Regions from separate parts of the Mus musculus genome. Here region 1 is linked to region 2. Evidence: chromatin loops called from intact Hi-C (ENCODE). Cell type or tissue: gastrocnemius. All regions are shown on one strand. Each heading gives the region's core, and the rest is flanking DNA. Links, peaks and the distances in the headings are about the cores only. Region 1 has its middle 170 kb from the start of Mir6344. Region 2 has its middle 220 kb from the start of Mir6344.

Evidence for each region. Peaks named below come from ENCODE experiments on the same cell type or tissue, not always from the same donor. Only the 100,000 strongest peaks of a DNase experiment are listed, where the experiment ranks them.
Region 1: a loop joins it to region 2, with 3 times the contacts of the local background. A loop is called at or near these places in 1 of 42 quality-filtered maps.

Annotation. Positions count from the first base shown.
Region 1 is chr1:81,960,151-81,971,656 of GRCm38, reverse strand. No RefSeq gene overlaps it. Among named protein-coding and RNA genes, the nearest start is that of Mir6344, 170 kb to the left of the region's middle. In gastrocnemius, for the core only: no CTCF peak of the experiment used is centred there; no DNase peak of the experiment used is centred there; H3K27ac peaks cover 1,342 bases.
Region 2 is chr1:81,905,484-81,916,989 of GRCm38, reverse strand. No RefSeq gene overlaps it. Among named protein-coding and RNA genes, the nearest start is that of Mir6344, 220 kb to the left of the region's middle. In gastrocnemius, for the core only: no CTCF peak of the experiment used is centred there; no DNase peak of the experiment used is centred there.

The sequences.
Region 1 (11,506 bases), core at 2,514-6,513, 55 kb before region 2:
AGGTCCATTGGAAAAACAGACTAGAGAGAAGGCAGAACCTTTCTTTTAACTAGTCTTTCCAAATATGTAAATGAAAATGGGTTAGGTGTCATTGAGTTTCCTGGTTTCCCAGAGACCCAGGAAGCAACTCCATGGAGAGGAAGAGTATGGCAGAGGGGAAGGGGATGGGAGATGGGGAAAAGAATTCTGGGAGACAGAATGGGAGGACAGGGGTCAACATTTGGGATGTAAATAAATAAAATAATTAATTAATAAAAATAAAGGATGTCCTTGTGATTTATAAAATATGTTTAGGGAAAACAAACAAACAAATAAACAAACAAAACTCTTCTCATACTAACCAGACTAACTAAAAAAAAAAAAAAAAAAAATCAAGGTTCCTGTATTGATTTGAAACATGCTCACTTTTATGGTCTGCATTCCATGCAAGAATTAGCAACACAAATAACTATTGAGATTATCACCTTTTTCAAGGCACAGCCTAGGTGCCAGGCCATAATTGATAGCAAATGACCAGAACTCTATATGCTGAGTTTGCTTTCTCCACAGACCAATTTCTATAAGATTAAGAGGCAAAATATTTATCAGGGAAGGTTACTGAGATGAACCTGTGGAAGGGATGGTGACGCTTCAGATGAGGCAGAGGGAAGAATAGAGCTGTGAGCCAGTCCTGTTGAAAACCTCAGCTGGGAACACAAGACATGTGTAGGGGTGGCAGTGGCTTGAGTTGACATCCTTGGCTAATGGATTGTTTTCTTATAACACTGGTTTTTAGCAGGCAGAGATTTGGATAAAGGTGAAATACCACCAGTATTTCTATTACCTTGAGTAGTAAGTCCTTTGACAGGGCAGGTTAGAAAATAGAACCTGTTCTTGGGTGGAAGATGTCTCTAGGAAGAAAGGTATTTCCAAAACTCCATCCCTCCCTGATCTTCACTTGATCTTAGCCAAAAGGCCGAGAAGTGATTCCCTCCCTGATCTTACCCCCCCACACACCTTTTTTTTTTTTTCCTCAAAGTAGAGAATATGATGCTAGAAGCTGGGCTAGATTATTTCCTCTGCCAGTTCACACCAGCCTCACAGGCACTTCAGCATCTGGCAGCTGCCGAAGTAGGAACCAATCTTCCTGAAATGTCTCCCTGCAGAAAGTGTTCTTAGGTGCTGAAGACGGGGAGGAGGGACTGCTTGGCTGTGGAACTGGAAGCTTGTCTGGACGGTTAGTAAAGGAAGCATCCAGTGATTGTAAGGTGCTTATGTTTCTATTGTTTATTGTTGCTGTTGTTTGTCTGTTTTGTTTTATTTTACTAAAGATACTGTTTGGAAGATTCCTCTCTTTGACACCCATGGGACAGTTCATTGTTTTAATTTATCAATAGGTAGTTGTATAGATGGCAGGTTGAAGAAGAACCAATGTCTGATCTCTCTTAAGGCCATCACTCCAGTGATAGAAGCATTCCTGACACTGCTTGAATGACCAAGAATCAGAGACCAGATAGACCAGGGACATACAGTATAAAACTAAATGCCACTAGTCTAATAGTCTAAAAAAAAGTAGTGATAAAATGTCTCTGAATGGTACTCTTCTATACTCATACATTAGTTCCTTATTCAGCCATCATTAGAGAAGTTTCACTCTGCAGCAGACCCGTAGCCAGAAATTATACACACACAGAGAGATAGAAAGACAAGGAGACAGATAGAGAGGCAGAGAAAGAAGAGACAGAGAGACAGAGACAGATAGCGTGGAACAACAGCTCTGAATGGGATGTCTTTATCAAATCCTTTTCCTCAAAGCTCAAGGAATCCTGTGGAAGAGGAGGCAGAAAGAGTTTAAGAGCCAGAGAGAATGGAGGATACCAGGAGAATATGGGCCTCTAGACAACTGAACAAAGCTCATAGAGACTACCACGGCATGCATTGACCTCCACCAGGTCCTCTGCATATATATATTATAGCTTTCAGTTTAGTATTTTTTATGGGACATTGGTTTAGAATTTGTGTGTGTGTGTGTGTGTGTGTGTGTGTGTGTGTGTGTGTGTGTGTGAATGAATGGGTCTCTGATTCGTGTGCCTTCTTATAGGACTTTTTGCCTTCTGTTAGTTTGTCTTGTCTAACTTCAATGTGATGATTTCTGTTGTATGTGATTATATTTTGTTGTGTTTTGTTGTTTTCTCTTAGAAGCCTATTCTTTTCTAATGAGAGACAGAAAGGAAAAGGAGTTATGGAGATCTTGGGAGGAGTAGAAGGAAACTATAATCAGGATATATTGTATGAGCAAAGAATCTATTTTCAATTAAAAGGAAAATAAAAATTAAAATTAAAAAACATTATAGGTTGAAAGAAATTGAATCACATCATTTTATTCCTTCTTGTACTCCATCCAATTCTTCCCATGCTCCCTTCAAATTCATGGCCTTGATTTATTTAATTATTATTGTTATATATTTAAGTGTATATAAATATAGCCTAAAATCAAAAGTTGAGGAAGAAAAAGAATGAGGAGGAGGAGGAGGAGGAAGGGGGAAGGGGGAAGGGGGGAAAGGAAGGGAAGGGAAGGGAAGGGAGGGGAGGGGAGGAAGGAAGGAAGGAAGGAAGGAAGGAAGGAAGGAAGGAAGGAAGGAAAGGAAAGGAAGAAAGGAAGAAAGGAAGAAAGGAAGAAAGGAAGAAAGGAAGAAAGGAAGAAAGGAAGAAAGAAAGAAAGGAAGAAGAAAGGAAGAAAGAAAGAAAGAAAGAAAGAAAGAAAGAAAGAAAGAAAGAAAGAAAGAGGAGAAGAAAGAAACTAGACACACAGAAGTTAAGACCTAGAAACTATGGATGACAGAGATAAAATTAAGTTCAAAGACATTTTACATTGCCAATAATTTTTTGTGTAGAAATAAAATTTTCATTCACTTTTTGCTAAGTTTTCAGGCCCTGATTAAACATCGGACCAAATGTATCATGTTTTCTTCAGTCTGCAAATATGCCAATAAACTTTGGAGATGGGTGGAAATTGGACTGTTAGCCTGGGTTTCTCTTTCACAGCAACTGTCCCTCTAGTAATAAGCTTGATTTCAATAATAACTGTATGATATCACATCCCTTTCTTGATTTCTAGTATCATATTTTATTTCAAAAACACTCTGTCATTAGCCAGCAGCTTTTTCATGTAACGTCCCATTTAAGCTTTCAATAATGCAAGATCCAGTGACTCACAGGGGTGGGTGAGCTGTGAATCTCATCTAGCTACTAAGAATTGGATCAAGATTCAAACGTGGCACCTCTAATTCAGATTCAGTCCTTTAAAAGAATGTTAACCACGTTTAGGAGATTTCTTCCCCCCTTAAATAGGTCAAATAGTCCCTTCAAACATGTGGTCGCCAACAATCATTTTTCTTTGCTGTTTATATGTTTGCCTATCAACAACAGAGAAAATTTACTTCAATTTCACTACTATAAAATAAAGTTTAAATGAATGAAATGGAAGTTTCTTCTTGACCTAGAAAAACAAAACAAAACAGAAAACAGGAGACAGATTCAGCATTTACAGTCATCCAGCTAATCCAAGGATTTGCATAGAGTTTTCATTGTCTTTGTGAAATGTTGTGGACTGCTATGCTATTCAATTGAGTAACAACATTAGAATTTGGACTTTGAAATAAAGACAAACAGATAAGTCTTGGTGATACACAAAGGCTGGCCTCTTTTGCCTTGGATTTGAAGACAGGGATTTCTGTGTTGTTCAGTGATTAAGGGTGCCAAATGTAGCCAGGAACTATTTCAGCAATCATAGATGTTGTTTTTCCAATTGAGCCAATCTGCCAGATTGGCAGACAGAAAACTAACAGAAATATTAAATATAGACAGCGTCTATAGTTGAATCTTGTTTTCCCTCTCTCTTCTAGAAGCCACTATAAAATAGTAGCTTGTATGGAGGTCATTATGCACACACACAGATACACACAGCCTGCTGTGTATTCACACTGTTAAATTAAGCCTTTGTAAGCTCTATAACTAGGTGCCAAAGCAGTTGTTGTCAATGTATGAAGTGATTGAAGTGGTCTTTTATTTATGATACTCTACTCAGACATTCACTGTTGGCTCCTTGTCACACTGGGGAGGACAGCCTGCTCTGTTGATCCACACACCTTGGGGAATCATCTTAGAAGACTGTCTGTTCTTCAGTTTCCAAATTTACACTCTTGAGGTCTTGTGCATTTGAGGGATGTGTATTTGGTGATCTTAATGAATGGCTAGCTTTATTTTCAGCATTTGTGCGCATGCACAGCCAACAAAAATTCAAGTTTACATGCAATCCTCCTGGACATAAATGTATCAGAAGTGAACATAGCCTCTGTGACCACAATTTATGCAGAGCAAAACCCTTCCCTCATTTCAGAGAAATGATGATGCAATTACATTGCACCATGCACATGTGGCTTCCTCAGATGCTCCTGAAAGACAAAGGGGCCTTATGTAGACTATATGGGATTGCAGTGTTGTGCTCTGTAAGTTTTCTTCTGTGATTTTCCCAGCTTTCCTTTGAAATGTGTTTCTAACTCTTTTGTCCTGTATTTTTTTTTTTTTAGTTCAAAATAAAATTTTATTTAAATAAGGCTTTATCAGTTTCTCTCTCTCTCTCTCTCTCTCTCTCTCTTTCTTAAAAAGGAGGTAGGGAGTTTTTCTACAAAGCTGGTCAGATGGGAAACACCATTTCCTTCAGTTGGGCCTCATTAATTTGAAAATAAAATGCTTACTGGGCCATCTTCTGCTACGTATGCAACTAGAGACACGAGCTCTGGGGGGGGGGGGTACTGGTTGGTTCATGTTGTTGTTCCACCTATAGGGTTGCAGACCCCTTTGGCTCCTTAGGTACTTTCTCGTCCTGTATTTCTTTAGTAGAAAAATTTCCATATAATGCAAAGAAAATTTTTGTTTGATAGAATACATAAAATACTCACTAAGGAAAACTAATGTTTCTCAAATGATTTTCCTAGTATGTGTGTGTGCATGCATGTATCCTCACACATACATGCATGCGCACACACATACGTACACACACACACACACACACACACACACATACGTACACACACACACACACACACACACACACACACATACACAAACAGGGGCGGGGTTCCATCACAGCTGACTTTCTGATTACTTCCACTTCTTTTTCCATCTGTATAATTATAATTTTGATAACATGTTTGGAGACCAGCATTCTTTGAAATATAGTGTTTTTAATATTAAAAGTGCTGCTTACCATTCATCTTTATGAATGTGTTAGGGGTGATGTCTTCTTTCTGGGCTTTGAAGAGTTTGAGCTCTCTGAATCTATGCAAAGCAGTGAGTGATTTAAGAAGTAAGTAAAGACAACCTACTTCTCTAGACCTTGTTGCCTCTCCACAGGGTAAGATATTTGAGTTTGAATTGGAAAATAATAATAGATTCGCTAGTGATGAGAGAGAAAATTGATAGTTCTTATATAATCCATAGACTGGGCATGGTGCCACATACCTTTCATTCTTTAATACCTTTAATCCCAGCACTTGGAAGGCTAAGGCTAAGGCAAGCATGTTTCTGTGAGCTTGAGGCCAGCTTGGTCTATATACTGAGTTCTAGGCCAGTGAGAGCTACTCTGACTCAAAGAAAGGAAAAGCGAAGCAAGGAAGGAAGGAAGGGAGGAAGGAAGGGAGGCAGGGAGGGAGGAAGAGAGGGAAGGAGGGAGGAAGTAAAGGAAGGACAGAAGGAAGGAAAAAAGAAAGTTGACATTTCAGAATACATGACACTGATAATCTTTTGTAAATAACTATAAACATCTTAATTTCTCAACCTGGCTTTTCATTGTCATGTCACATTTCTACTTCCTCCTTATACCCAGAAGGGCCATGCATGTGGAAGTCAGCAATTATAGCCTTTCTCTTCTGTATAGGAAATCCCTGTATTGAGTAGACTGTGCCTGTTTTGAATGTGAACAATTGATTGATGGCTCACAAACTTTAGTAGTATCTTCTTGAACTTCCTGAATTCCTTTTCTATAGAAGTTTAATAACTTGCCAGTGACTTGGTGGTTTTAGATGTTTTTTTCCTCTGCAGTTCTGCAGTACAGAAGTCTGATCCAAGTCTCTCTAGGCTAAACGCAAGGTGATGGAAGCCTGTACTCCTTCTTGGAGAATCTTTCCTTGTGTTTTCCCAGCTCCCAGATGTGTCCCACTTTCTTGCCTCTTTGCTGTCTCCCATCTTCAAGGCCAGCTATGGGATATCTCATCTTTTCCACATTACATGGCTCTCGTCATCTCGTGGCCACTGCTTTTGCTTCCTTCTCTGTCTCTTTATTCCACTTAAAAAACAAAAAACAAAAAAACAAAAACAAAACAAAACAAAAAAAACAAAAAACCACCACCACCACCAATAACAACAACAAAACCTCTCATGAATAATGTTACATCTCCCATTCCATCCTTCAGGATAAGCACCTGTCCCAATTCGTGATCAGATGAACAAAATTAATCCCATCTGTAACCTTAACTCTCCCTTGGTATAGGGCATTATATATTTGGATGTACATGGATAACTTTGGGGAAATATTATTTTGTCTAGTACACCTTTCCCTTGACTTATAAAGTTGGAGAGTATGTTGCTAGATAACAAAGGTTGACTGATGTTTCTAGACTCAAAGCTGATTCTTCTTGGACAAATGCCTAAGAGCCATATTCCAACCCTAAAAGTTTTTGTTCAGTTGGCCTCTGTGGCAAAGACTGCTTTATGTGGAATCAAACCAGATCCAAACCATTATCTATAGGAGTCTCTGAACACTGTCATAAACAAATAGGGCTCTCTCCTAGTTTCAAGGTAGTATTCCTTTAAGGGGAAATTACCGTTATTCCCAGTATAAGATCTGTCCCTAGTTGACCCATACATTATTAGCATTTTAGTGGACATTTACTGGCATATTTGGCTTTGAGAAGAGAGCACAGAGGCTTCAGCCCTCTAGGACTCTGCCTTCGTGTGGGTTCAAACAAGCCCCACCATCAGCAGAAGCTGTCTCCCGTGAACCCTGACCAGACCATTTTAGAAGGAATCTACAGGCTCCCAATCTTCCTGCTTCTGTCTTTGAGCTACACTTTGAAGTCCTCCAAAATATGCAATTTCCCTCTTTCTAGAGTTCAGAATTCCAGCTGTGTTTCTAGGTGTCAGGTTTGTCTGCCTTACCTTGACATCTGCCTGTGTTCTGAATGTGTGCTAGCTTAGTATCTTTACTTGGTCTACTGACTTGTGTTTTAGTTTTCTGTACTTTTTTCTTTTCATATTTACCCCTCCTCTGACCTTTACTTTTTAATTTGTAGACACCTCAGAGGCAAGTAGAACTTTCTCCTCGGGTCTACCTGAGCTGACTAACTTATAATCCACTCATCTCTGGGTTTGTCTCTTCCAATTCCTGGAGCTTTGAGCTTTGACTGGACATGGGCAGTGGTAAGACTTATAATATGGAGGAAATTGGCTTACCATGGAAAGCCTTTGATGGCAAGCAGTATCAATAAAGTGCAAAGGGGCAGCTCTTTGTAAGGAATGTGAGGGGTAGGAGTTAAGCCATTCCTTCCTTTGCATTCTGGTATCAGCTATGGAGAAGAGCTGGGGGTGGAGGAATCCCAAATATTTTTAACTGCAATGATGTTGTGATTGAGGGGGAAAATGATGTTGCATGAAGAAAATTTGTCTTGAAGTCTTTCCCCTTAAATTGGCACAGGTTATTAGTTTTTAATTTTGGGGTAGGGTAAACCTTTAAATGGAAAGTAACTTCTTGATTTTTAGTTACTTACAAGTAGTTTTTACTAGGACTGTTTGAGGATGAAAAGAGGGGGAAAGATACCAGGAAATTCAGCACTGAGAGCAGTACTCCTCAGGGATCTTGTTTGACATTTCAGTAGCACCCGAAACATGGTTTGGCAGTGACTGTGTTTTGCAAAGAAGGCTCAGATAGTGGTAGTAGGTACCCATTGGCCCAAATTCCTCTGAAGTAATTATCTTCATCAAGAGAGAAAAGTTCTTCCTCTGCATAAAATATAGGGAGGGTGTGGCATGGAGAGACAGAGTGATAGAGACACAGAAACAGAGAGACACAGAGATAGAGAGAATCAGAGGCAGACAGACACAGTGAAAGTGTGGGAAGAGAGAGGGAATGTGGCAGAGACATACACATAGAAACAGAGAGAGAGAGAGAGAGAGAGAGGGAGAGAGAGAGAGAGAGAGAGGAGAGAGAGAGACAGGGAGACAGAGAGACAGAGAGACAGAGAGACAGAGAGGAAATCTGACAGGTAGTCTGGAAGACCCTTGGAACCATGGAAATCTGACTGAGAATGTTGGGAACTTCCCTGAGGATTTTTGCAGGAAAGATGGAAGGTGAGCTAGAGAACAATTGTGATGCATGCTTCTAATGCAATCTTTAATATGCATGCCTCTACTGCATTCTTTAATATGCATGCTTCTATTGCATCCTCTAATCCTCAGCTGTAGGGACTCAATTGGATACTGGAGGGTAGTAGAGTGAGGATAGTAAGAGAAGCATTGCATCTGCAGCATCCTACCCTGCTAGTTACAAACTAACCATCTTTACCCCAGAAGGAACCTTTTAGAGTCCTCTGGACAACATTGGGGGGATGAGTATGGCTTCTAGTTTTCCTTGATTATTCTTCACGTGACCCTAAAAATATATATTTAGCTCCTTGTATACCTGTTATATAAAATGAGAGTGGTAATAGCTGGAAATACATATGTAGGCACCATTTAAAGTTAATAATAATAATAGTAATAATAATGATGCTTATTAGTGTTTTCATGCTGAACTGATGACTTGGGGGATAAACTGAGAGAAGGAGCCCATGAGTTGTGGTCTGATCTTGCTTCTCCCAAGGGTTAACTTGGGGATAGGAACAAGCTAGCATTTTCACTTTTCCAGGGACTGACTTCAGAGCTTCGGCTCTCTGCACCCTTCAATTTAAATCTCTGCTTCTTTTGGCTTAACTGTAAAACTGCGGTCTTCTACGTCTTATTTTGCCCAGGCTTAGTTTTAGAATGTCCCCTTGTATCTAGTTTGGCATTCCACAGATCTTTAGGCTGATTTCACACTCCATTGTACCAAAGGTTAGAAGTCAATTTAAAACAGGACAAGAGTGGACAGTTACAGCATTTGGCACCTTGGTCTCCTTTTTATACAGTGTGAAGCATTTTAGAGACACTACCCTCAGCAGGGTTCTCGCATTAGCTCTGGTTTGAATTAGTCCTTCCAATCTGGGAGGTAAGAGTCAAGCCTGGAGGTTAAATGGACATATTCAAGTTCAGAAACAGAGAGCCTTTTGAAATGTGGGTACATAGCTAAAACTTAAGCCTTCTTTTTTCTTTTAAGTTATATTTTATTTCTCCTTTCCCATTTCTTTTCTCTGGAATCACATATATCCTCTGAAACTGATAAAAAAGAATTCTGTACCTAGAAGAGATGAAAGTAAAGTACAAAATCAGTTTAACTTTGTGCCCCTCCTCTGTTGTGGATGGAGATTTTCTTACTGATCAGGAGGCATAAAAGAGAAGGCTATAGTTTACAACTCTCACTGAATCCTTACTTATATATTCTAGAATTGTGAGTAGACTTTTCTCTGACTTCCCATCCTTAGATGTTCCAGGGCTATAGTCACTGGCTGTGGGTACTTACAAAGTAGAACCTATTTGTAAGAATATTGGGAGAAAGAGTAAAGTAGGAAGGGAGATAAAGGGATGAACAAAGAGGAGGAGGAGGAGGAAGAGGAGGAGCAGGTGAAGACAAATGCTGTTATTCTAAGTAATTACTGAAAAAGAAAATATTTCCTAGTAAAATCCAAAATACCATATTTCTTTCTTTTTCATTATTATTTTACTCTAGAATAAGGAAACATTTTAAAGGTTTTGAGTAAACCAGTAGCTTTAACTCACAGGCAAGTGAGTTAAAGGTCTGCCTTTATGGATATTCAAGTTAATGGCCCTTCTATGCAGCTAGACACCTTTTGACTGTTATCACCAGTATTCTGCCTTTTGAATATTCTAAGTTATTTACCAGGGCTTCTAATTCCTGCCCTCCCCCCCATCATTTGCTATGGGTTGGTTTTCTTTTTTTTTTTAAACTTTAGGATTTCCAAAATTAGTCCAGTTTATGGAGTTAGCAAATTCCTTGCTAATACAAAGGACAAAACACCCTCATGTCACCAAGTGGCTCTTTCCATTCAGTATAGGTTTAACGTACAAAGTCAGAAGTAGCTCAGTTGTTCTTTGCTTAGCCTCCTGGTGCACCTAGGAAGAACCTCATGTCTCCCATTCACTGCTAAAACAGACAGCAGTGTTCTGTCCAGGCTCTTAGTCAAACATCAAACTTCACAAATCCATTCTAAAGTATAATTTGTAGTGGTAGTGTTGACATGATAAGTTTACCATGGTGTTGTTCAGTTCCCCAGCAAGGCACATATCTGAATATTAAGAATATCATTTAGGGGGTGGGTGGGTATGGGGGACTTTTGGTATAGCATTAGAAATGTAAATGAGCTAAATACCTAATAAAAAATGGAAAAAAAAACAACCTGAAAAAAAAAAAGAATATCATTTATAGCCCTGTACTGATGAGAAATTACATAACACAAAACATATCTCTCATTGACCCTAGCCCAATGTTCAAGAAAGCCTCAGGTATCCATCCAAATAGAAGCATTGTAATATGGCTCATTTATTAATGCTCTATTTGAGGAGATAGAAATTGCTCATGATAATTCTAGATGTTTACTTCAGTGTAAGATTTGGTATGTGCCAATAGTGATGGGCTGTGTATCTGAGCAGCTCTGCTATCTCTATCACCACTCTTTACAGATGCTAAGTGTGTGCAGGGGTGCATGCATATGTATGTGTGTACATACATGTGGAGTCCAGGAGTTGATATCAAGTGTGTGTCTCAATTCTTCTTTGCCTTAAAAAAACAAACAACAACAACAACAAACCCCAGTCTCTCACTGAATCATATTGTTGCTGATTTGCTAGAGCAGCTGTCTAACAAGCTCTAGGGATTCTCCTGTTTCTACCTCTGTGGTATTGGGATTATAGTTCCATGCTGCCATATTGCTCAATTTACATGGGTTCTGGGATTCGAACTCAGATCCCCATGCTTGCACATCAAGTGCTTTAGTTACTGATCTGTTACCAAAGCCCAACTCTAGCGATTCCTGAATGTCAGAATAAGTGGGCATGTTTATTTTCTTTTTCATGATGCTGGGCATTGAACTTTACATGTGCTAGTAGATTGTTGTACCACTGGGCATCAACTCCAGCTTGATCCAAGGCATATCTCATTGGATGTTATGTATACTTTCGATACATTTAAGTTTACCTAGAAGTGCCATTCCAAATGGAAGATTGTATTGTAGGGCCAAGTGAGAATCTTTCTCAGCATTCCTTAGCAAGATCTTTTAGAGTTCACTAAATTAATATTTTAAACTGCTTAGCTTTTTGC
Region 2 (11,506 bases), core at 2,869-6,868:
GGGGCTGTTGCTGTTACTGTTAGCTTCTGCATAGCATAGCGGCAGGGAGATAACTGTGGATTATCAAAAGCAGAGTGCCTCCAATGGCTCAACTTTGACCTTGACACTGAGCAGCTCCCACAAGGAGAGCTGGTTTAGTGGCTAATATAGTGACTAGTGAATTCTTTATGTAATTCTTTTGCTGTTATATCAATATGTAACTTGAGGTTTATGCTCTTTCCCAATAAATTCTGTTCCAACTTGGCTGTTAATCATTACAAGGAATCTTAACATGTGCATAATTGTGATTAAAAAGTTGAAACACAGCCCATGGTTGAAGAAAGCAGTCTGAAAGTGGGGGAGGGCAGTGTTTGTGAAGAGTGAGAATGGCATCTAATAGGCATGGGCTCACGTGATGGGATAAACATGTTGGAAACAAGAAGTTGAAAAGCATAGTCTCTGCCAGGAAAGAAAAATGCACATTTAAACACGGATGATAGACAGTGAATAGCCTGATATGTGAACAGGGCAAGGTCATCAAGTTTTAAGGAAAATGATCATGGGAATTCTTCACTATTTTAAATGAGATCTCTTTCGGACTGAGAGTTCAATCATCTAGGCAGAAGGATAAAGAAATCAAGTCTCACGCAGGGTGGTGGTGGTGCATGCCTTTAATCCTAGCACTTGGGAGGCAGAGGCAGGCAGATTTCTGAGTTTGAGGCCAGCCTGGTCTACAAAGTGAGTGCCAGTACAGCCAAAGCTACACAGAAAAGCCCTGTCTCAAAGAAAAAAAATAATAAATCAAGTCTCCAAGGGCTTTGATGGAAATTTGGCTGTTCACTCACATGGATTCCTCCACTTAGACAGGAAGAATGTGGAAGTCCTTCAGATCCACAGGTCCCTTAGGGGATTCCCAGAGGACAACAGTCTTTAACAAACAAACAAGCAAACAAAATTAAGATTCAGATGTCATGGGAGTCTGGCATCCTAGGGAAAGCACTATTAAAGAGACAGCAAATATTTCATTCATGCAAATTTTTATGTGATTTGTCAACAAACCTATAGCGAACAAGTTGGAACAGGGGCTACACCTTCTAGCATACTACTGCCTTGGAGGCTCAAACCTTGGACTTTCCTCAGAATAAGTCCTTTCATTTCCAGAGATAAAAAATAGTTTATATAATTTTTCATTCATTGAAGATATTAAAGTTTGTAGAAATAACAAAGTACAAATTATATATAGAGAGATCTGATGAAAAGATAAGACATCAGGAAAATTGAGAATCTCATGTGGAAAAGAAGTAGAAAAGTGCAAAATACTATTTTTTAAATCAGGCAAATGGTCCTTCATGGAACATTATATACTGTTCATGGAACATCAACATATCTTATGATCCTGTGTTAAATTGAATTTAGGCTGGGGATCGGCAGATAGGTCAATGGATCAAATCCAGCTGACCACCTGGATTTTAAAAATAAGGTTTTATTTGTGGAAGTCATGTTCTTCTGTTTAGGGATGGTCAGTTGTGCTTTCCCACTATTACAGCAGATTTGAATAATTGCTACAGCGAATATATAGCTTGTATGCCTAAGACTGTTACTGTTTATTCATTTACTGAATGAGTACTTGCTTTTGACAGTTGAAGGGTGTACTATTTAGAAGTGTGTTTAAAACAGGCATGTAGTAGATCACTATGAGCATAAATCCACATATTCTTTGGGGATTGTTGAAGTTAAAATGAACTTCAAATGTAGGCTTGCATGGGAAAAAAAGTAAAGCAAAATATTTTCTAAGGATGTGTGTAGATTCATCAGAGGTGGATGGAGAGAGGGAACTGGGTGGGACCAGGAGTGAGGAATAGTATAGGGATGACAGTCAGGTGTCAGGGGTGGGGCCTTGGGAAATTGTGAGTCAGAATGGAAATTGGAGGGTGCTATCTTTGGAAGTAGCTGGAGACCTGGGATGAGGAAGGCTACAGGGAGTCTATGGGGGTGACTCTAGTTGAGATTCCTACCAGCAGGAGCTATAGAGACTGGAGTAGCCAAACAGGACTTCAAGTAGAAGGAGAGGGACATCAACCCACCCAGAAAACCTTCAACCCCAAAATTGTCCTGTTTCCAAGATGTGCAGGGATACGGATGGAGCAGAGGCTGAGAGAATAGCCAACCAATGACTGGCCCAACATTAGACCCATCCCATGAAAGAGAGAGCTAACCTCAGACACTATTAATAATACTCTATTATGCTTGCAGACAGGAACCTTGCATAACTGTCTTTTGAAAGGCTTCATCCAGCAGTCGATACAAAACAGATTCAGAGACCCACAGCCAAACATCGGATGGAGCTTAGGGAGTTTTGTGGATGATTCGGGGCAGAATTGAGCAGGCTGAAGGGGTCAAGAACACCACAAAAAGATATACAGAGTCAACTAACCTGGGACTATGGGGACTCACAGAGACTGAACCACCAACCAAAGAGCATGCAGGGGCTGGACCTAGCTCCCTGTCCACATTCATATCAAATGTGCAGCTTAGTCTTCATGTGGGTCCTCTAACAACTGGAGTGGGGCTGTCTCAGACTCTGTTGCTTGACATTGAATCTGCTTTCCCTACCTGGCTTCTTGATTGGGCCTTAGTGGGAGAGGAGGTGCTTAGTCGTACGTACTAGAACTAGATGGCCCAGGTTGGAGTGGTACCCAAGAGGGGCTTCCCCCTCTTTGAAGAGAAGAGAAGGAGGTAATAGGGGAGAGATTTGTAAGGGTAGAACTGGAAGGAGAGGAAGAAATACGGGATGTGACAAGGTTGTAATGTGAATAAAAACATAAATTATGGGAAAAAATAAGCAGTGAGTGCCTCCCAAAATGAGGGTTTCAAGCTGATTAGCCCAATTTGTTATCCTTGAGTATTTGGTTGCAAGAATTTACAGAAAGCTAGGACATTAAAAACAAAACAAAACAAAGAAAAACAACCTGGGAGCGTATTACATATGAAATTACATGATAAAATACCCATGATGACTGCATACAGAAGGCATAAACTAAATAACTTGAGGGTGCCTCAACAGCTGTCGTGATGAGAACAATGGGCTCTGAGGTAGGCATTAAGGAATGAGTGAATTGCTGATAACCTGAGAAGGGTGGACTGTGCATCCCTGTGAAATCAGTAGAGATTTTTCTTTTCTCACAGCATAGCTGAACAACAGCTGTCCCACTTCCTCCAGAGTTCAGCCTTTGTTCACAGGGATCGAAGACATAGTCCAAGCTTTATACTCTTGGATTAAGCAACTTCAGACCTTGGCGATATGGCGCCTATGCAACACAATTCTCACCTTTGTTCATTCAGGAATTTTTATTTGTCATATCAGATTTCTTTCCAGTATTATTCCAATGTAAAGCCACAGGAAATATTTTGAAATTTACTCATCAACAAAGAAGGGTACTCTATTCATAAAGCTGTTTAAATGGAATTCACATGGAATGAATTAAGGCTGAAACATTAATAAACTTCCTTTCTGTGTAGGGAAATAAAGGCGTGAGAACAATTTCCCAGAACAACATTTAGTGACAGCTTAGTTGCTAAACTCAAGTCTATTAACCCTAGGCCTAGAATGCTGATATATAGTTAGTATGCATAAACAAAATGTTATTTAAAACAGGTGGTATGGTGAGCACACTGGGAATTCCAGCACTTGCGAAGGAAAGGCAAGAGAATGCCCATATGGTGTTCAAGTCTAACCTGATTAATACAGCAAGTGCCTAACTAGCCAAGGGCTACATAGTTAGCCTTGTCTCAAAATGATTTTTCAAGTTACCTGAAAGTGATTTTATTGGAGCATCCTTAAAAATTCTTTGTGGTTGGTAAGTCATCAACATTTTGAGTTCTAAAAGATGGAAGTGATCACCATTTTTGTTTTGGTATACAACATCCCGTTTTATATGGCTACCCTCTTTATCGCCTTTTAAACTATTGCAGTTTGTTTAATAAATTGTCTGGTCATCCTATCCAAGGTCATTACTCTGTTGTCTCCCTATAACTCCCAAATTTTCCTGCACAGGATTAGTTGTCTGGGTTACCTACAGTGTAGTCAGTGATTACATGGGAACAATTCCCAGCACAAAGGCTGGTGGTCCATCTTATCAGTTACTAAATCTTTTGAATGTTACTCTTATTGGTTTGGCTTTTTCCAGAGTCACAAATTCTCTAGAAGGCTGAAAATGACTCATCTCAGTCTGTGGCTTTGTCCATGCTTGATGCCTATCCAGAGTCTCTCTGGCCAGAGCCCTGGGAGTGTAGCCTCCCCCAGCCTTGAGCAGGCTGGTTCAGACCTGTTCTGCCATTGTGAACAAGACCACCTAGGATGGAGTCTTCTGACCTAGATAGGTCTACTGTTCTGCCAGGTGCTGCTACGCACTGAGAGGCTGAACCTGTTCTCCTGACACTATCCTGATGAAAGGAGATCCCCACCCCCCATATAAGCTCAGACTTTAAGTAAACTTTGGGCCTTGATCAGTATCTTTGTCTTGGTCTCATTATTTCTTTCACCATTTTCTCCAATGCAGCCCCAACCTCCCTTTAAGGAACCAGGTTCGTGGACCTGTGGGTAGCAACATGGGAGTAGCTGGCCAAGCCCTCTGTTCACATCTCACTCTAGTCATGCCCTCACTTGACAAATTCTTCCCATAGGGGCCTTCTTTACTTTTCCCTCTTATTCCTGTTTTACTTAACAATGCTCCTTCTAGATCTTTATCAACTTAATGTTGTCCAGTGGGCACCAGTCCTATTTCTATTTAATAGACAAGCTTTTCCTGATCTACTATGCTAGGAAAATTCCAAGATACAAACCAAGACCTTGGCTTCTGGATCACACACCCTAATCATTCAGTGAAACCAGCACAGGTGTTTTTATGAAGAGGGAGTTTTCACACAATCCTTACGTCCTAGCCTCATCAGGATAAAACTAAACAGGGCTTGAGCTCTTCTAGATGAAAAACAAAAAAAGGCTCACGACTAATATTCTGTATAAGAGAGATTCTTTGTTGCTGCCGTTGACAATACAATACAGAATGATTGTGGATAGCTTCAAGTAGTGGATGACAGTCTATATAAGCAGTCCATGCAGTAGTCTTTGTGCATTCCCTTAATAAACACTCTCTGCTGATGGCTTATACAGAAGACACCAGATTTCTCACAGTTCTGGATGGAACACATTCCAGATGGACAGTTTCTGGTCAGAGTTCCCTTCCTTGTTCGAAGATGGTGGTCTTTTCCCTGTGCTTTTTCTTCTTTGCTCCCACATAGAGACTGGGGAGACCCTATCTTTCTCTCCTTACATGACCATCAACCATATCACAGTAGATCTCTTTCTTATTATCCCATTAAACTGGAATTATCTCCAAAAAAAAAAAAAAACAAACCTTTTTTCAAATTGGAGCTTTAGGGTGTCAGTATATGAATTTAAGAGAAATTAAATTCAAAACCATAGCATCTAGCAGACATAGATGTCTTGTTTCATGTTGGGTACAAGAAATGGATTATTTTTTCCCAATGCTATGAGTGAAATTTAGAAATGTTTGGACATCCCACCCCCACAATCGCATCCACACTAACGTGCTAATTTAGAAGAATATCTATATTCTGAGATCATGGGGGAATAATCCTGTCCTACTCTTGCTTTTCTGATCTAGAGAAACTTGAGAGAACAAGAGGGTGCTATTTGACACTTCTAAGCTTGATACTAAGCATGAAAAAAACTCATTTCCCTATAGTCTAGCTTATAAGCTTTTCTCAGCCATGACAAAATCATATACCACTCCCTTTTGACACTCTCATCCAGTTTGTAATTGCATACTATCTGGAAGACTGGATGGTGCCAGCCAAAAAATTCATAGCCTTTAGGATATCAAAATGTGTTTTTGTGTAGAATATGAGCTTTTGTACATATAATATTAATATGAACTTATTCTGGATTTAGAATAAGGCTTAATGCAATATTGGTATCCTCCTAACAGGAAACACTTGGACATGCAAAAAAGGAAATAATAGGAGGAAGAAGATGGCTCAAGGAAGGGTTCTTTTGGAGAAAGTTCAAAGGGAAATGTCCTTGATGAACTCTTGATTTTATACATTCCCTCTCTAGAATCATGACAGAATAAGTTTCTGTTGTTTTTAAGGGAACAGTTTGTGACTTTACCATGGTGTCCCTAGGAAATAAGATACAGGTTTTTTGTTATCTGTCTGTTCATTTGTAGGTTCTCTCTATCAGACCCACAAGATCCAAAAATATGTCTCTTTTTAACTCATCATGATGTCTCCAAGGCTGTTAGATATCTGACATAAAGTCAGTGCCTAAGAACCAAATCATTGCCCATGAAAATATTTTTTATGAATGGAAAAGTGAGTGAGAGTTATGCTTATAGAATATTAAAGAATACATTTTTAAGGAGAATATGATACCTCTTCAGTTTAAGATCAGCCCACTGACTGTATATTCAAAGACCATAACCTCTCCCTGTCCTTTTCCTTCCATGGAAATATCAGTGTTCATTTGTTTCCACTTAGGATCAGGATTGGATCTTAATGAAAAACATGACTTTAGTTATGGTGGCCTAAGGCAATGTGATTATAAGTAGATATAGTACTAGCCCAGATAGTGAGACTTCAAAGCTTCATTCATAAGAAACATGAAGAAAGGAAACTCATCTGCATATATTGAATAAACCTTAGCATAGAGGAAAGAACTTAGGCACTTAGACATTAGGAAGGACCAGACCAAGGTGAATTCAGGACATCCACGACCCAAGACTCATCCCTGTTGGCTATCTCTTTGAAGGTCAGCCACTGGGTAATCCACCTGCAATTACCTTTCCTATCTCAGAGTTGAAAATTGCATTTTCTAGAACAATGAGTTGATTGGCTCATGCCACATGTTTATCAGGATTTTGTGATTGGTAGGTCTTGTGACTTCTCAGAAGGTCCATAGAGAAAGCTGAGAAGGGACTTTCTACAGCCAAACAGGCTAATGTTCCTAAATTCTTCCTGTTAGTTGATATCAACTGTCAGTGACCCAGCAAAAAGTCCATTTTGTTGTCTTGCCACTTGTTTTCTGGTGTGTCACCACCTTTTACTTTGAGGCAAACCTCTGTGTCTGGCTGAAATAATTGGAGCTTCAGGTAATACAGATGGGGCTCACAGGAGTCAAAACCAAACTGGGGAGGTTTTAGGCTTCTTAGACATATCAAAAGAAAACCAGTATTTTTGTTTTGAAGCTTGGTGACAATATGGAGAACTCTTGGAAAAAAACAAAACAAAAACAAACAAAAAACAAAACATTCTTACACAGAAAGAAAAGCTACAGGAGAGTATCAGAGCTAAGGGCGAGGGAGGCAGGACTGAGCCGTATGGTTGCACTGGTGAATCTATTTTGACTCACAACTTGCACTTTTCAGCTGAGAGAGCCTTTCTCCTACCTGACCCCTTTCTCTATTGCCTCTTTCCCTCTCCCATTCCATTCTCCTCTTCCTTTCCATTTTTTCTTCACCCCTTTAGCCAGGACAAACTTACACTGTAGATTTTTTTTTCTTCTTTTCGGAGTATAAACAATACTGAGTAGCTAAATCCAGGGAGATAGCATCCCATAGTCAAATATAGAGGCTGACAGAGCACTCTGCAGCAGGCACAGAGTGCCTATGCCTAGAGGGATTTTTCCAACCTCTCATGGACCCTGCTGATGGTTTTTAAACCCTACCAGTCTCTGCCATGCACCCTTGAAACATCTCCTTGTTCCTTCTGTGTCTGCTTTGACAATTGCTCTCACTCTTTGGAAAGTTGCAAACATTTCCCACTGTTGCTATGAAAAAGTGGGAACCTTGCAAAGAGAGAGGTGACATCTGTCAGCAAAGCATCTTTGGGAGATTGGCTTGTAAGCTGGTCAGACCCTTCACATTGTTTCTCTGAGGGCACAGAGCTTTGTGAGGGGCTGTTTTATTTACCTTGTAAATAAACCACTCAAAGGATAAAGGGACAGATGCTTGCCCTGTGTGCAGACAGAACCTGTCTGAAGCAGCCTAGATTGTGAGCTGGGCTGCTTTTAAGACCCAAGTGTCATCTTTCATTTTAAGCAGCTCTTGTCCTTTGCTTTGAAAACTGCAATTTGAAAACTATGACCATATTCCCAGCCATGTCCGAGCTGAGGATAATTATCTTGAGAGACTGAATGTCTTGGTGCTTCCTTGTTTACCCTGAGCTAGCTCTTGCTTGAAATTTCTTACTCTGCCCTGACATAATACTTAGACATCTTAGAGAATCTCCTGATTATATAGAGTGCAATTATTTGAGTATAATGCATAGAACTGCCTACATGACCTCCATGTATAGACTCAACACAGAACTAAATTCAAATCCCTTCCTGTAAATGTAGGATATCCTTTATGTGTCTGCCCAACTGGCTACCAGTGCTGCATTGTGTTTGTGGTTTTGTTTCAATCCTATCCTTTTTCTGACTTAATAGACTATTTACTTTGTCAACCCAAAGACAGTAGCTGCCTTCTAGTGTACAGGAAAAGTACATTTCTATTAATAAATTGCTAAATCTCTCATGAAGACATGTCATGATTACAAACTGAGGGCTCTTGACATCCACTTATTTTATAACTCATAAACTTTCTTTTGCAGAAGGTATTTTGATGCTGTTCCTAGGAGCCAGGAAAACATCCTTCCTTCCTTCCTTCCTTCCTTCCTTCCTTCCTTCCTTCCTTCCTTCCTTCCTTCCTTCCTTCCCTCCCTCCCTCCCTCCCTCCCTCCCTCCCTCCCTCCCTCCCTTCCTTCCTTCCTTCCTTCCTTCCTTCCTTCCTTCTTTCCTCTTCCTCCTCCTCCTCCTCCCCTTCCTCCTCCCTCTCTCTCACGGTGGTCTCTGCTTTGGAACCCAAGTTCAGGGAATGGAAATCCTATTTCTCTTCTGCCCAGCTATAGGATGTTAGCATTTATATGCAACCAATAATATAAAATTAAGGAGCAAGGTTTGCACAACAAAAGCTGACATGTGTGAAGATTCACTTGTCTTGAAGAAACTAGACCTGGGGATACAGAATTTAGCATAGCAACAGACCATACCTCAACAATGATCACTATAGGAAAGACAAGTAAGAAAAACAAAAAACAGGTTCAAGGGCAGAAATACCAAAATATTAAGAAACAAACAATTCAGACACACTGAAGTGCTCTCTCTCTCTCTCTCTCTCTCTCTGTGTGTGTGTGTGTGTGTGTGTGTGTGTGTGTGTGTGTGTGTGTGTGTGTGTTGGAGGGAAGGCATAGTTACAAAGCTGTTACAGAGCTGAAGAGATAAGACAGGATGAAAATTATGGAGTACTTCAACAACCCCTCATTGAAGCTGGAATATTCCTTCTGTAAATGATGCAAACAAAGACATAAATTATAACAGTAGAGACATGGAAAAGGGGAAAGAATTAAAAAGTGAAAACTGAATACACAGAGTAATCCAACACACCTAAATTTTAAGAATGTTAGTTGTGAAATAAATGTGAGTGGAATAATCTTGAATATTAAAAAAAAAGAGCCTCAGAATTGGTAACTCTTGAAAGTATTAATTATAATGCACAGTGGAATAGTTTCTAGCCTTTATCTCATCATCTGCAAGGATGGATGGACTGGAGATAATTGTAATGTATTAGTTAATTTTTTCATTGTTATGACCAAATACCTGATAAGAAATAACTTGAGGGAAAAGGGTTTATTTTAGCTTTATGTTTGGGGTCATAGTCCACCAGGACAGGGGTGATATGTCTACTGAAACATGACTCTGTGTTCCAACATTTGAATAAACCAGGAAATGGAAAACCTGGAATACTATCATTTTTCTGCATCTTTCCTTTCCTCCTTCCAATGGGATGGCTCCACCACCTTCAGGTTATCTCTTCCCTGCTTCAGTTAATTCTCACTGGTAATGTCTTCATGGACATACCCAAATGTGTGCCTCATTGATGGCCTTGGAATTTCTCCACCCTGTAAAGTTGACAATGAAGATTCACCAATGCAATATGTTAACTGAGATAGCCAGGTGCAGAGAGATGAGAGACATGATCACACTTATCTGCAGAATACAAAAAGAGAAGAAAGAAAGAAGGATGAGCTCATAGGGTTGAGGGCAAGTAGGAAGGAGAAAATGGGGAGAGGTTGATTTTAATTAAGTTTGATAAAAATGAACAGTTCTTTTGTGCTGCTGCATAGCAGGGTGATTGTAGATAATGACAACATACTGTGTGTTTCTAAAAGCTGACAGGGCTGATTATGGGATGGATCCCCAGGTGGGGTAGTCTCTATGCCAGCAAGATTTTGTTGAAAGGACCCTGATATAGCTGTCTCAAGTGAGGCTATGCCAGTGCCTGGCAAATACAGAAGTGGATGCTCACAGTCATCTATAATATGGAGCACAGTGCCCCCAATGGAGGAGCTAGCAAAAGTACCCAAGGAGGTGAAGGGGTATGCAACCCTATAGGTGGAACAACAATATGAACTAACCAGTACCCCCAGAGCTTGTGTCTCTAGCTGCATATGTATCAGAAGATGGCCTAGTCGGCCATCATTGGGAAGAGAGGCCCCTTGGTCTTGCAAACTTTATATGCCCTACTACAGGGAAACACCAGGGCCAAGAAGTGGGAGTAGATGGGCAGAGTAGCAGGGGGTGGGGGGGGGTATAGGGAATTTTCAGGGTAGCATTTGAAATGTAAATAAAGAAAATATCTAATAAAATAATTCTAAACCAAAAAAAAAAAAAAACTGGCAGGGAAGATTTTGTGTGTTCACCCTTTTAAAAATAATGAGTATTTGAGAAGGTAGATATATTTACTTTGACTTGAACATTATATTATGTGTTTGTGAATTAAACACCAAACACAATCTCATAGATATGTACAATTTGAATGTTCTGTTTATTACTTTAAAAAATAATCCAGAAGAAAGCAAAACACAGACAAAAGTTTTCTGTTTTGTAGTGGACAGATGTTAATATAGTTGATAGACAGACCCACAACTGGTCAAAGTAGACAAAGAGTTTGTGGAGTGCTCAGTTCTAAATGGGCCACCTTTAGCTCTGTCCCCAAAGGTGGAAGAGAGGACAGAGAGAATGTAAGAGCCAGCAGCTGGGGATGGGTGCTGTGAAACAGTATCTTCTGCACACGGTATAGGGGATGCACACATTTTAAATGTTATTGGAAGAAAAAGACCTACACACTATTTAGCCATCAATACTTCATCATAGGTAGGTGAAGTGTTGGCAATTAAGGTTAGTTGTGGAGAGGAATGTCACTTTCTTCTGTGGTGTGACCACTAGTAGGTTGCCCATGATTGGGTAAATAATCACCGCAATGCCTAGTGGGTAACTTTGTTTAAATTTAGTGACACACACAGCATAAAAATAGGAAAAACACTGAAGTTGTTGGAAAGAACAATGCTTTTAGGAGAAAGAGGGGTATGGGATAGGATAATTAGGGTGGGTGAGAATGAGTAAAATTCA